Linked DNA regions of Homo sapiens: region 2 is linked to region 1. Evidence: chromatin contacts called from ENCODE Hi-C or POLR2A ChIA-PET data. All regions are on one chromosome and are shown on one strand. Each heading gives the region's core, a stretch centred on a gene start or an enhancer-like site at or near the end of the contact. The rest is flanking DNA. Distances are from core to core; before and after follow the strand shown. Region 1 holds the start of PRKAB1-AS1 (PRKAB1, TMEM233 and CCDC60 antisense RNA 1). Region 2 holds the start of RNFT2 (ring finger protein, transmembrane 2).

The links. Hi-C counts contacts between places; a loop is a spot of excess contacts on that map. ChIA-PET counts read pairs that join two places held with the same protein, here RNA polymerase II (POLR2A). Pooled maps may share reads with other maps.
Region 2: a pooled map shows a loop between it and region 1 (14-fold over the local background). The contact joins the promoter of RNFT2 here to the promoter of PRKAB1-AS1 in region 1. A Hi-C loop is called at or near these places in 1 of 37 single-sample maps with no recorded cell type and 8 of 50 pooled maps. POLR2A ChIA-PET finds 5 or more read pairs at or near these places in 1 of 52 experiments (activated T-cell).

The regions. Positions count from the first base shown.
Region 1 is chr12:119,664,345-119,669,890 of GRCh38, reverse strand. It overlaps PRKAB1-AS1 (PRKAB1, TMEM233 and CCDC60 antisense RNA 1), which reads left to right and starts at 1,764. Exons shown (of 3, transcript NR_188494.1): 1 at 1,764-1,948. PRKAB1 (protein kinase AMP-activated non-catalytic subunit beta 1) reads right to left here and starts at 1,758. Exons shown (of 7, transcript NM_006253.5): 1 at 1,488-1,758. The coding sequence starts at 1,646. RefSeq lists enhancers at 428-1,063, 1,502-1,911, 4,046-4,190, a silencer at 2,012-2,281 and a cis regulatory region at 4,109-4,126.
Region 2 is chr12:116,735,528-116,741,049 of GRCh38, reverse strand. It overlaps RNFT2 (ring finger protein, transmembrane 2), which reads right to left and starts at 2,735. Exons shown (of 11, transcript NM_001382266.1): 1 at 2,680-2,735; 2 at 529-705; 3 at 1-14. The coding sequence starts at 552. It overlaps SPRING1 (SREBF pathway regulator in golgi 1), which reads left to right and starts at 2,981. Exons shown (of 5, transcript NM_024738.4): 1 at 2,981-3,260. The coding sequence starts at 3,150. RefSeq lists enhancers at 2,453-2,712, 3,481-4,439 and silencers at 2,903-3,162, 3,243-3,292.

The DNA of each region.
Region 1 (5,546 bases), core at 515-3,014:
AAAAAAAGCAGGGTGAGGCCGGGAGTGGTGGCTCATGCCTGTAATCGCAGCACTTTGGGCGGCCCAGGCGGGCGGATCACTTGAGGTCAGGAGTTCAAGACCAACCTGGGCAACATGGCGAAACCCCACCTCTACCAAAAATACACAAAATTAGCCAGGCATGGTGGCACACGCCTGTAGTCCCAGCTACTCGGGAGGCTGAGGCAGGATGGTTTGAGTCCGGGAGACGAAGGTTGCAGTGCCCCGAGATTGTGCTACTGCCCTCCAGCCTGGGCAACAGAGTGAGACTCCATCTCAAAGAAGGAAAAAAAAAAAATAAGTAGGGTGGGTTCAGTGGCTCACGCCTGTAATCCCAGCACTTTGGGAGGCCGAGGCAGGCGGATCTCCTGAGGTCAGGAGATGGAGACCATCCTGGCTAACACGGTGAAACCCCGTCTCTACTAAAAATATAAAAAATTAGCCGGGCGTGGTGGCGGGTGCCTGTCGTCCCAGCTACTCGGGAGGCTGAGGCAGGAGAATGGCGTGAACCTAGGAGGCGGAGCTTGCAGTGAGCCGAGATCGCGCCACTGCACTCCAGCCTGGGCGACAGAGCGAGACTCGGTCTCAAAAAAAAAAAAAAGTAGGCTGAACCGGCCAGCACCGTAGCTCACGCCTGCGATCCCAGCACTTTGGGAGGCCAAGGCATAAAGATTGCTTGAACCCGGGAGTTCGAGACCAGCCTGGAGAACATTGTGAGACCACCGTCTTTTTTATTTTTATTTATATTTTTTTTTTGAGACGAAGTCTAGCTCTGTCGCCCAGGCTGGAGTGCAGTGGCGCGACCTCGGCTCACTGCAAGCTGCGCCTCCCGGGTTCACGCCATTCTCCTGCCTCAGCCTCCCGAGTAGCTGGGACCACAGGCGCCCGCCACCACGCCCGGCTAATTAGTGAGACCACCGTCTTTTAAAAAATAAGTAGGGTGAATCAAAAGTGTTGGGCAGAACTAAACACCTCTGGCAACTGCCGTCAGCTGTTCCGCTCTACTTTCAGCTTGTATATGTACCTGGTTTGCCTCCAAAATGGATAAATTCCCAAACTAACTTTTACAAAAGCTCCAGTTTGTGTAAAGGTGAGGGAATTTGTCTCAAAGCAGTGCAATTAATTACACCTAAGAGAAAAGCAGAAGCTGGGGCTCAATTACTGTTAGCTCGACTCTGAATTAATTAAGAATTTGAAACTCTGTCCCAGAGCTGCTTTCTCCTTAATGATGTTAAACCAAGTGAGCACCTCCTCCCTCAGGGTGACTTTCTCATATTGGTAATTAGACACAGGTTCTTGGACCGCTAAGAGAACTCTTACAGGACCATCTGGCTTTTAAGTGCACCGGGTAATGTACCACCTCCCTCTCCGTTCTGGTGTTTTTCGAAAGGATGTGACGGGAATCTAGTGGAGGGTTCCTCTCCTCAACATTAGTCAAGGGGAATCGGGTTCCTCCACACCGCTCGCACCTTGATTTCCTCGGAGTGGAAGAGGTCGGCGTCTTCGGGGCTGTCCATCAGGATCTTGGGCCTGTCCCCGTCCTTGGTGCCCCCCGAGCTGTCCCTCCGGGGCGTCTTATGGCCACCATGCCGCTCCAGCGCGGCGCGCTCACTGCTGGTATTGCCCATGATGGGGGTCTGCGGGGACACAGGGAAGGCGGACGGCGCCTCACTGCAGGAAAGGGACCCTGAGCAAGGGACTCCCGGAACCGCGGGTCCCAAGGAGCCTGCGGAAGGAGTCGGAGCACCAGGACACCACGCCCCTCGGGCCGGGAGCCGGTTCCGGCTGAGTCGGCAGGGTTGCCGAGCTCTCGCAATCGCGCTTTACCTGCCCAGGCAAGCCGCGGCAAGAACGCAAGGGGCGCGAAGATAAACCGACACTTTCCCAACCGCTTCACCACCCCTCAGCGACTTCCGCTTCCGGCGACTCCGTAAGTCGGCCCGGCCTAGGGCGTGGAGGTGGCGGCGGCCAGCTAAACGCGCGAGGCTATCTCGATTCCATTTCCGCTTCCGGTCTTGAGCGGTGCGGTAACAGGTGCCCCGGGCCGTCTCTGCAGGCCTCGGAGCGCGCAGTCGCAGTCAGCAGCCGGCCGCCCAGGGCCAGGCCCAGGACGAGGCGCTGCCGAGGGCCGGCAGGGGGCACCCCAGCGCGCGGGCAATCTGAGCCGTTCATGCGCTGGGCTGAATAATGCCATTTAGCTATCTTTGCTCACTTATAGTTGATTCTACACTCTGCAGCCAGAGGGATCTTTCTAAAATGCAAATCTGATTCAGAAACTCCACTTCTTAAAGCCCTTTTAATGCACGTGTTCTCACGCTTTACAGTGCATTAGGTTAACCTGGAGCGCTTGTTAAATGCATCCCCCACTGCAGACCTGCAGAATCATGATTTCTACAGATTAGGGTCGGGGGTGCAGGCAGTCTTGCAGGTATTTGAAAAAATGGCAGACCATAAGATCTCTGGAAATTTCTTATGTCTAGTAGGTTGGGGGTTGTAAAATGCTGGAGTTATTCGTGTATTTTTATTGAGTGTGCAATCTTTTGATAGGTAATTTTGCAAGATATCTTGTAATCACTTCGGAAACATCCTTCTGCATAAGATGCATTAGCGTTTGTCATTTACTCTGGTCAGTGCTTCAACAAGAAGTGCATACAAATACGGTAGTAAAATATTCTCATCTTCTCATTGTCAGTCATTGTCATATTTTGTGGGTTTTTTGGTGTGTGAATATCTCAAAATACTTTGCATTTGCCGGGTCAGGTCATGCATTTCACCCACTGAACATTTATTTAGTACCTAAAAAAGTACCAGACATTGTGCTAAGGAAATGAGGAACACAAGATGACTAAGATAAGGTTTCCTGGGGGGAATTCAGCAGTATGCATCAAAATTTAAAAATGCACCTTCATTTTGACACACAATTTTACTCCTAGGAAACTTGTGCAGAAATACACACATGAAAATTATTTACAAGCATTATCTACAAAATATTTACATGCAAAAATATATTCTAAGATGCACTTGTCACCCCCCATGCCCCCATATATTTTAATTTCTGAAACTGGATGCTTTTTACAATAATGGAATCTTACACTTGGTGAAATAAGGAAATGAAAAACTACAAAATCCTAAAAGTTGTTCAGTAGGAGAATGGCAAAATGAATGGAATACATTCATTTTGTAGAATACCAAGCAACTTTTAAAAAGGGAGAAACCATTTTTAGGTCACTATGGGGAAGTGTCTATGATATTGCAAGGTCCGGAAGCAAGTGAGAGAACAAGTTCAAGGGCAGGAGCTCTGAATTCAGCCTGGCCATGTTCAGATTCTGGCTTTACCATTTAGTAACTGTCACCTTAGTCTCTTCTTTTGTGAAATGGGAACAAAAATAACACCTACTTCATAGGCTTGTTTTGTGAATTAATTGGGAACGTGCATAAAAATGCTGAGCATAGCACTTGACTCTTAGTAAACACTCAATAACTGTTAACACTTTTATTAGCACTATTAGGCTAGCAAATGGAAAGTTCTGGAAGGGTATACAACACATTGTTAATAGTGGTCTTCTGTGGGGAGAGGAGGGAGATTGCAAATAGGAGCAGACAGAAAAGGGACTTTCACTTTTCATTTATATAGTTCTGTATTTGAAAAGTTTTCTATTGTGAGGATGTACTACTTTTTAATTTAAAAAAATAAGATATGGTTCCAGCCCCAAAGGAATTAATACAGTACAGGCTGGCACCGACCCACAGAAAAGCAATAATATAGCTAGGTAAGGGATCCTGTGGGAGCCCAGAAGGGACTTAAGCCAGGCCAGGAAAAGGGATGGGAGCCAGGAAAAGGGATGGGAGCCAGGAGGGTCTTCCTGAAGCTGATGACTGAGAATTTGAATGTATTCAGTATAATCAGAAATGTTGAATGTGCTTGCTGAATTAAATAAGCTAAGATACTGTGGATGACCCAGGATATCTTCTTTGAGCTGCTTTTCTAATAGTGGCCCTGACTTGGTTACATGAGACAGTGGGGTGTTGAGTTTTGAAATCTCTCCCAAACAGCCGGAGAGATAAGAAAGAACACATGAGCTGTGGATTCTTTATCTGAGCTATGCAGATGCTTTGATGCATGAAGAAAGTTTTAAGACATCTGCACTAGCTTGAATAAGATAACAGTGAAAGCATGGGTGGCCCTTGATGTCAAATACAATCAACAATATCCTGAGGATGCCACCAACTGCTGATTGGAAACTCTTACCACATTGTATCAAGATTTCATGACAAAGAAACTAACATTGGTATCTATCAGCTATTGACCCCATATTGAAAATCATGGGTAGGGTAGACTCGCCAATTACAAGTGTCTACTTGGGTCCCAGCTGTGTCTCTCTTGGGTCATTTTGTGTTACTTATCTGTGTAACAATGGTTTGTGACTTTCCTAAGCATCAGAGCGTCTCATCTTTCTCTGATTCTCTGCTGATATGGATGTCAGACCATTCCATCTTGGGGGCTGGAGGTGTGCCAGGAAGTATAACTGTTAGCACATTGCTGTGTAAAAGGCATCATCTACTCACTGCTGTCTGTCTGGCACCAGGGCAAAGACAAATGATAAATACCCTAGATTCTCCCCCAAACAAACCAGGGCAATTTTAACACAGCCACAGCTAGGAGTACCCCTCCCCCACCCCCGCAACCCTGGCTTCAAATTCACTCCAGCTCCAAGCACAAAAAGAAGTAGGTTTTCAAGTCCTTAAAAGTCACCCAGAGTGAGATAAAATCTCATTTATCCTTAAATTTATGATTAAAAGGGTTAAGGATAATGTTTTGGGGCCTCCTCCATAGGATGGATTAGAATCAGTATAGCACTTCTGAACTGACCAACCCATTTGTTTTATATAAGGAAGAGTCTAAGTCCCAGAGATCGAACAGTTTTGCCTGAGGTCACTCAGATGATCATAGGTCATACTGAGACTGAATTCTGGATCACCTGGCCACTCCCCACTACATCATGGTCATGGCACCTCATCAAAAAGACCTTTGGTTCCCCAGCTGGCCTGTCTACAAACATTTGTACTGTTCTGAAGAACCCTCCCCATCTAAGAACAGCCAGGGCTCTGATCACAAATAACTCAATGGCAATATTGAGTGCCAATTATGAGCCAGGCACTGTTGTAACTCTTGGTTACAACAGTGAACAAAACCAAGTTCTTGCCCTCCAGAGGAAAGAGTCCACACACATATGCACATGTGGTGAGAACAGGCAGTGTTCTCACTAAACATCGGTAGCTGGAGGAAGAAATTTCACATTTGGACTATGCTGTAGACTAAATTGTATCCCCCCAAAATTCATACATTTGCACTCCCACTCCCAATTTTATAATGTTTGGAGGTGGGGCCTTCAAGGGGTAATTAGGGTTAGATGAGCTCATGAGAGTGGGGCCCCCATGATGAGATCAGGGTACTTATGGGAAGAAGAGACGCTGGAGAGCTTGCTCGCATGCTGTCTATTCACGCCCATGCTCAATGGAAAGGCCAT
Region 2 (5,522 bases), core at 1,486-3,985, 2.9 Mb after region 1:
ATCTTCCTTAACACCTAAAACCCAACACATGGGTGAGCCAGAGTCTCCCAACACTCCCACTGCCTGTCAGATTGCCAAGGTAATTGTAAACTGCAAACCTGCACTAGTCGTATCTTAGACCCCTAGTGCTCTCTGGCATTTTCCAAAGTATGTTTCAATCTTTCATGCCATTCCATCCTCAATGTGACATTCTATCCCATGAGGAAAGCTATCACCCCATTTCACAGAGGAGGACGATGAGACTCAGAGGTGGAGAAAGTCCTCATGTGAGAGGATAACGCGGTAAACTGTGCAGCCAAGAGGTGCTGGATGAAGTGAAGTGGGCAGCGGACTGGCAGGAGACATGGATTCTGGGTTGATGCTGCTGCTAACTTGCTGTGACCCTAGACAAATCAGTAACCCCTCTGTGGGTTCAGATTCCCCATGTGTTACATGGGAGGGGTGGAGTGGTCAAACCAAAACTTCCTTCCAGCTCTCACATTTAATCAAGTAGTAATAAAGATGCAAATTCTCTTGGAGACGTGTCACCTGATTCACTGTGAAGAGCCACATGGACTTCAGAACTCCATGTTGACGACACTGGAGGTAGGCATTCGGGAATCCTCAGGGGGATGTGACCAATGGATCCCAGAGAGGACAGGCCTCCCCCTCCTCTTCGTCTCCAGAGGGATGCACAGTCAGGGGAGCTTGCCAGAGACTCCAAACCTGGATGGAACAGAACACCTGGATGAACAGTCCCTGCGATACCTTGAATCTGCTAAGAAGCCTTAGGACATTGTTGGTAGCTATAAGCAGATGATTCCATCTGCTCAGTATCTCTGGGTAGCCTCTCAGTGATCCCCCCTTGAAACTCCTTTTTTTTTTTTAAGACGGAGTGGTGCGATCTTGGCTCACTGCAACCTCTGCCTCCCAGGTTCAAGCGATTCTCCTGCCTCAGCCTCCTGAGTGGCTGAAATTACAGGCTTACAGGCATGCGACACCACGCCCACCCAATTTTTGTATTTTTAGTAGAGATGGGATTTCACCATATTGGCCAGGCTGGTCTCAAACTTCTGACCTCAAGTGATCCGCCTGCCTTGGCCTCCCAAAGTGCTGGGATTACAGGCATAAGCCACCATGCCCGGCCCTCTTTGAAACTCTTAAGGTATTGTATTTCATCCTATTGTCAAACTAAGAGTCCTGATTGGGGAAGCCAGAAAATATGTTTTAAACCCTCCAACGGCTGCCCAGTGCAATCAGAATCAAACCCGAGCTCTGTCCATAGCCTACGGGTTCTTCCTGATGTAGCATCATCTGTTTCCAACTGCATTTCCTCCCATTCTCCCTTTTCCCACTCCTGTCCACCCACAGTGGCCCTTCTGTTCCTCTAATGTGTCAGCGTGTCCCTGCCTCAGGGCCTTTGCACTTGCTGTGCCCTCCCCTTGGAATACTTTCTCCTCTAAATGTGGCAGGGCTTGGTCCCGCAGGGCAAATGTCGTCTCTTCCCAGAGGCCTTCTCTTCTCATTCTCCTGACTCCCCGTAATATTGCCCTGTTTTATATTATTCATAGCACTTATTTGTTCATGTTTGCTTATTTATTTATGATTTGTCCTCCCCATTAGAATATAAATGCCATTCCTGAAAGTAGGGATCCTGTCTACTTGGATCACCCCTCTGCCTCAGCATCCAGGACACTGTTTGGCACAGAGTGGCGCTCAACAAGTATTTACTCAATGAATAAAACATCTATGGGTCTCCCAGTTCCCCTTTTCTAGATCCCTTGCTCCCTGTCCCACCTTTCACCCTAGCAAGGTAATAAGGGCCATCTACTTCCCATGAAAAGGTTTAGCCTCCGTGAATATCTTCTTGTCTCTGGAGGCAGAGCCAATATTGTGGATATAGGGTGTCTATATCAGTCAGATGGTGTCTGACTTCAGTTTAGGGCACGATTATTGGCTGTTGAATGACTTCCTAATCCTGACCAGGCTTCTTGAGGGGGCAGCAATGGTGTCACTAGGGCCACTGATTAAAAATGACCCGCCAGTGAAGCCTCCTTTCTCTTTTGAAAAATTAGGTAACAAACCGGTCAGCAGCAGCATCTTCATATATCAAGAAAAGGTCATTATATAAATATTTTTCAAGAATTTGCAATCTCAACTTAATCCTCCTCTCGCCCCTCCCTCCATTATCCCACATTGCAAATCCTTGGGGGAAAATAAAATTCATATTCCAAAGTTCTCATCCACACATTTAACTCCTAAATCGAATGCTCGAAACTCTACTTTCGGATGCTTGTATTGGAAGAGGCTTCGGATTCTTTGTCGGAAGCAGGCCGTACATAATTCTGGAATAAATTTTTGCACGCGGGATGCATCTGAATGAATGAAACGCTTTTTAATCCTCTGCTCTGTACATCCCACTATGTCCCTTTGAAGGACCGCACCGAGACTTTTCGATGCTTGCGATGGTTCAAGTTGCGCCCCTGGGGCCCGTTACAGGACTGCACCGAAATGCACTCAGAGGAGCATCGCCTGCATCACTTGGACTGGAAGCCGGCAGGTGCACTTCGGGAACAACGTCGCGAGCGCTTTTCATCCCTGCAACCAACACACAGCGCAAAACGCTCTGGGACTGCAAGGGCAGGAGACTACACAGACCATGATGGGAGAAAAGAAAAAAAAATCGCGTTCTCTTTTTACCTGCCCAGACAATTCAGCAATCACAGCCGCATCATTCAGGTCCAGCCAAGCCAATCACCCGCGCAGCCTGGGCAGCATGTGACTTCCGATGCTTCCGGCCTCCTATTGGGTGGTTTCTTGGCGTCGCCGGGTCCGGCGCTAGGACCCGGGCACAGCTACGCCCGCAGCACTCACGCGATTGTCCGCCCCCTTTCCCGGCACTTAACCAATAGGAGGCCGCCGTTCCTTAGGGACCAATGGTGAGAAGATCTTGCGCGACTAGCCCTTGTCGCTGCGGAGCGGAGGCGGGGCGTAGGGCGGGGTCACGTGGGGCTGCGCCCAAGGCTGCCGGGAGCAGACTGGGCTGCGGGCGGCGGGGCCGGCGCCTGCCTGGAGGGATGGGGCTGCCGGGCGCGTAGGGGCCATGCCGCCCGGGACCCGGGCCTGCCGCGTTCCGCGCCCCGGCCGCCGCGCCCCACGTCCGCGCCGGGATGGTGAACCTGGCGGCCATGGTGTGGCGCCGGCTTCTGCGGAAGAGGTGGGTGCTCGCCCTGGTCTTCGGGCTGTCGCTCGTCTACTTCCTCAGCAGCACCTTCAAGCAGGTCAGTGGCCGCCCTTCCCCTCCTCCCCTTCCCTTCTTCCTTCCTTCCTCCCCCTTACTTTACTTTCTCCTTCCTTCCTTCGTTACCTTCCTCCTTTTTTCCTTCCTCCCTGTCTTCCTACCCCTTCCCTTCCTTTCTTTCTCCCCTTCCCTTCCTTCCTCCTTCCTTCCCTTCTTCCTACCTCCCCTCCTTCCTTATCTTCCTCCTTCCTTCCCCTCTCCCTGCCTCCCTTCCTTCCTTACCTTCCTCACCTTCCTCCTCCTTCCTTCCTCCCCCTTTCCTTCCTCCCCCTTCCCTTTCTTCTTTCCTCCCCTTTTTCCTCTCCCTTCCCTTCCGTCTTTCTTCCTTCCCTTCCTCCTTCCGTCCTCCTCCTTTCTGTCCCCCTCTCCCTTCCTTCTTCCTTTACTCCCTTTCTTCCCTGACATCCTCTTTCCTCACTTCGTTCTTCCTCCTTCCTTCCCTTCCTCCTCTTTTTCCTTACTCCTCGCGTTTGTCCGACCTCCCGACTTCTGCAGCGGCGCCGCCGGGGCGTCCGAGGGTGGGGAGAGGTGCGCATTCCTGTCCCGGTCTCAGCACGGGTGAGGGACCTGCCCACCGCCTTGGTCCCTGCAGCGGGAAGGGGTTGCTAGGCCAGGGCAGAGCTGGGACTAGAACCCCGAGTTGAGGACCCTTCAGCGGTGGGGACTGCTTTTATGAACACCTCCCTGCTTTTCACCTGCCCGGTCCAGAGCTAAGAGAGGGCGTGCATTTGCTGGCTTCATCTTCGCAGCAGGCCTGGGAGAAGTGGGGTTCCCAGTATTACAGTGGGGGAAACCAAGACATAGGTGGCGAGGGTCGGCCAGCCCTCGCATGGGTGCCCTTCGTTTAATTTGGGGGCTCTGTGTCCTCCTGGGTGACTCAAAAGGACCCACAGTTCCTTTTATGCTTTTTGTGCATAACTTGATTGGTAGAATTCCACCCCTCCAACACACTGCACCCTTTCATTTTTCTTCCATGTGAGAATTTCTGGGAGAAACAGCAAGGAGCACGGGTGGGGAAATCTTACCCAAAGCATTAATAAGTTTGTCTAGAAGTCCAGGTTGAGTGCTTAGTTGTGTAGAAAGGGTGGTTACACCCCAGGGTGCACCCAGGATAATGGGTTATGCTGTTGTCCTGACATGGTTATAAAAAGCTCTCCTTTTTACTCTCAAAGCTCAAGTGTGTAAATAAAATATATAAGTGAATAGAACATTGATAAAACTATGTGGTCACTCTACATTTAGTGGATTGGCAGGGGAGCTGTGAAAAGGGAAGAATAGGGAATTGTACGTGACCTGCCACCTTAGGCAAACAGAGAGGCTGAGTGTTGTAAGTCCCTTTTATTGGCCGGGATGTCTGGGCAATCATGTGACTACCAGACTTCTGTGACTTGTGTTTTCTGCCACCTCAGACACCTCCTCACAGTCGCGTGTTGTCCCTTCTCTGTCTTGTGACCCCTGAGTGGTGGGGTGCGCCAGGACTCCGTCCTCTGCCTTCCTCTCTATCTGACTCAGGTAATCTCTGGGCCATTGTTTAAATACTCAGGTGATCTCTGGAGGTATGCTGTTGATGCCAGTAGTTGATAACAACAGCCTAGATCTGTCCAGAAATCCCCAAATTCTTATATCCAATTGCCTAGTTGATATCTTTTTTTTTTTTCAATTTTTTTTTATTGTGGTAAAATACGACATAAAATTTCCCATCTTTTTTTTTTTTTTTTTTTTTTTTTTTTAAAGACTGAGTTTTGCTCTTGCCCAGGCTGGAGTGCAGTGGGACGACCTCAACTCACCACAGCCTCCACCTCCCGGGTTCAAATGATTCTCCTGCCTCAGCCTTCTTGAGTAGCTGGGATTACAGGCATGCGCCACCATGCCCAGCTAATTTTGTATTTTTAGTAGAAACGGGGTTTCTCCATGTTGGTCATGGCTGGTCTTGAACTCCCGACCTCAGGTGATCCACCCACCTCAGCCTCCCAAAGTGCTGGGATTACAGGTGTGAGCCACCACGCCTGGCCAGAATTTCCCATCTTAACCTTTTTTAACATGGAGTCTCACTCTGTTACCCAGGCTGGAGTGTAGTGGCATGATCTCAGCTCACTGCAACCTCTACCTCTCGGGTTCAAGCAGTTCTCCCTGCCTTAGCCTCCTGAGTAGCTGGGATTACAGGCATGCACCACCACACCCGACTAATTTTTGTATTTTTAATAGAGACAGGGTTTCGCCATGTTGGCCAGGCTGGTCTCGA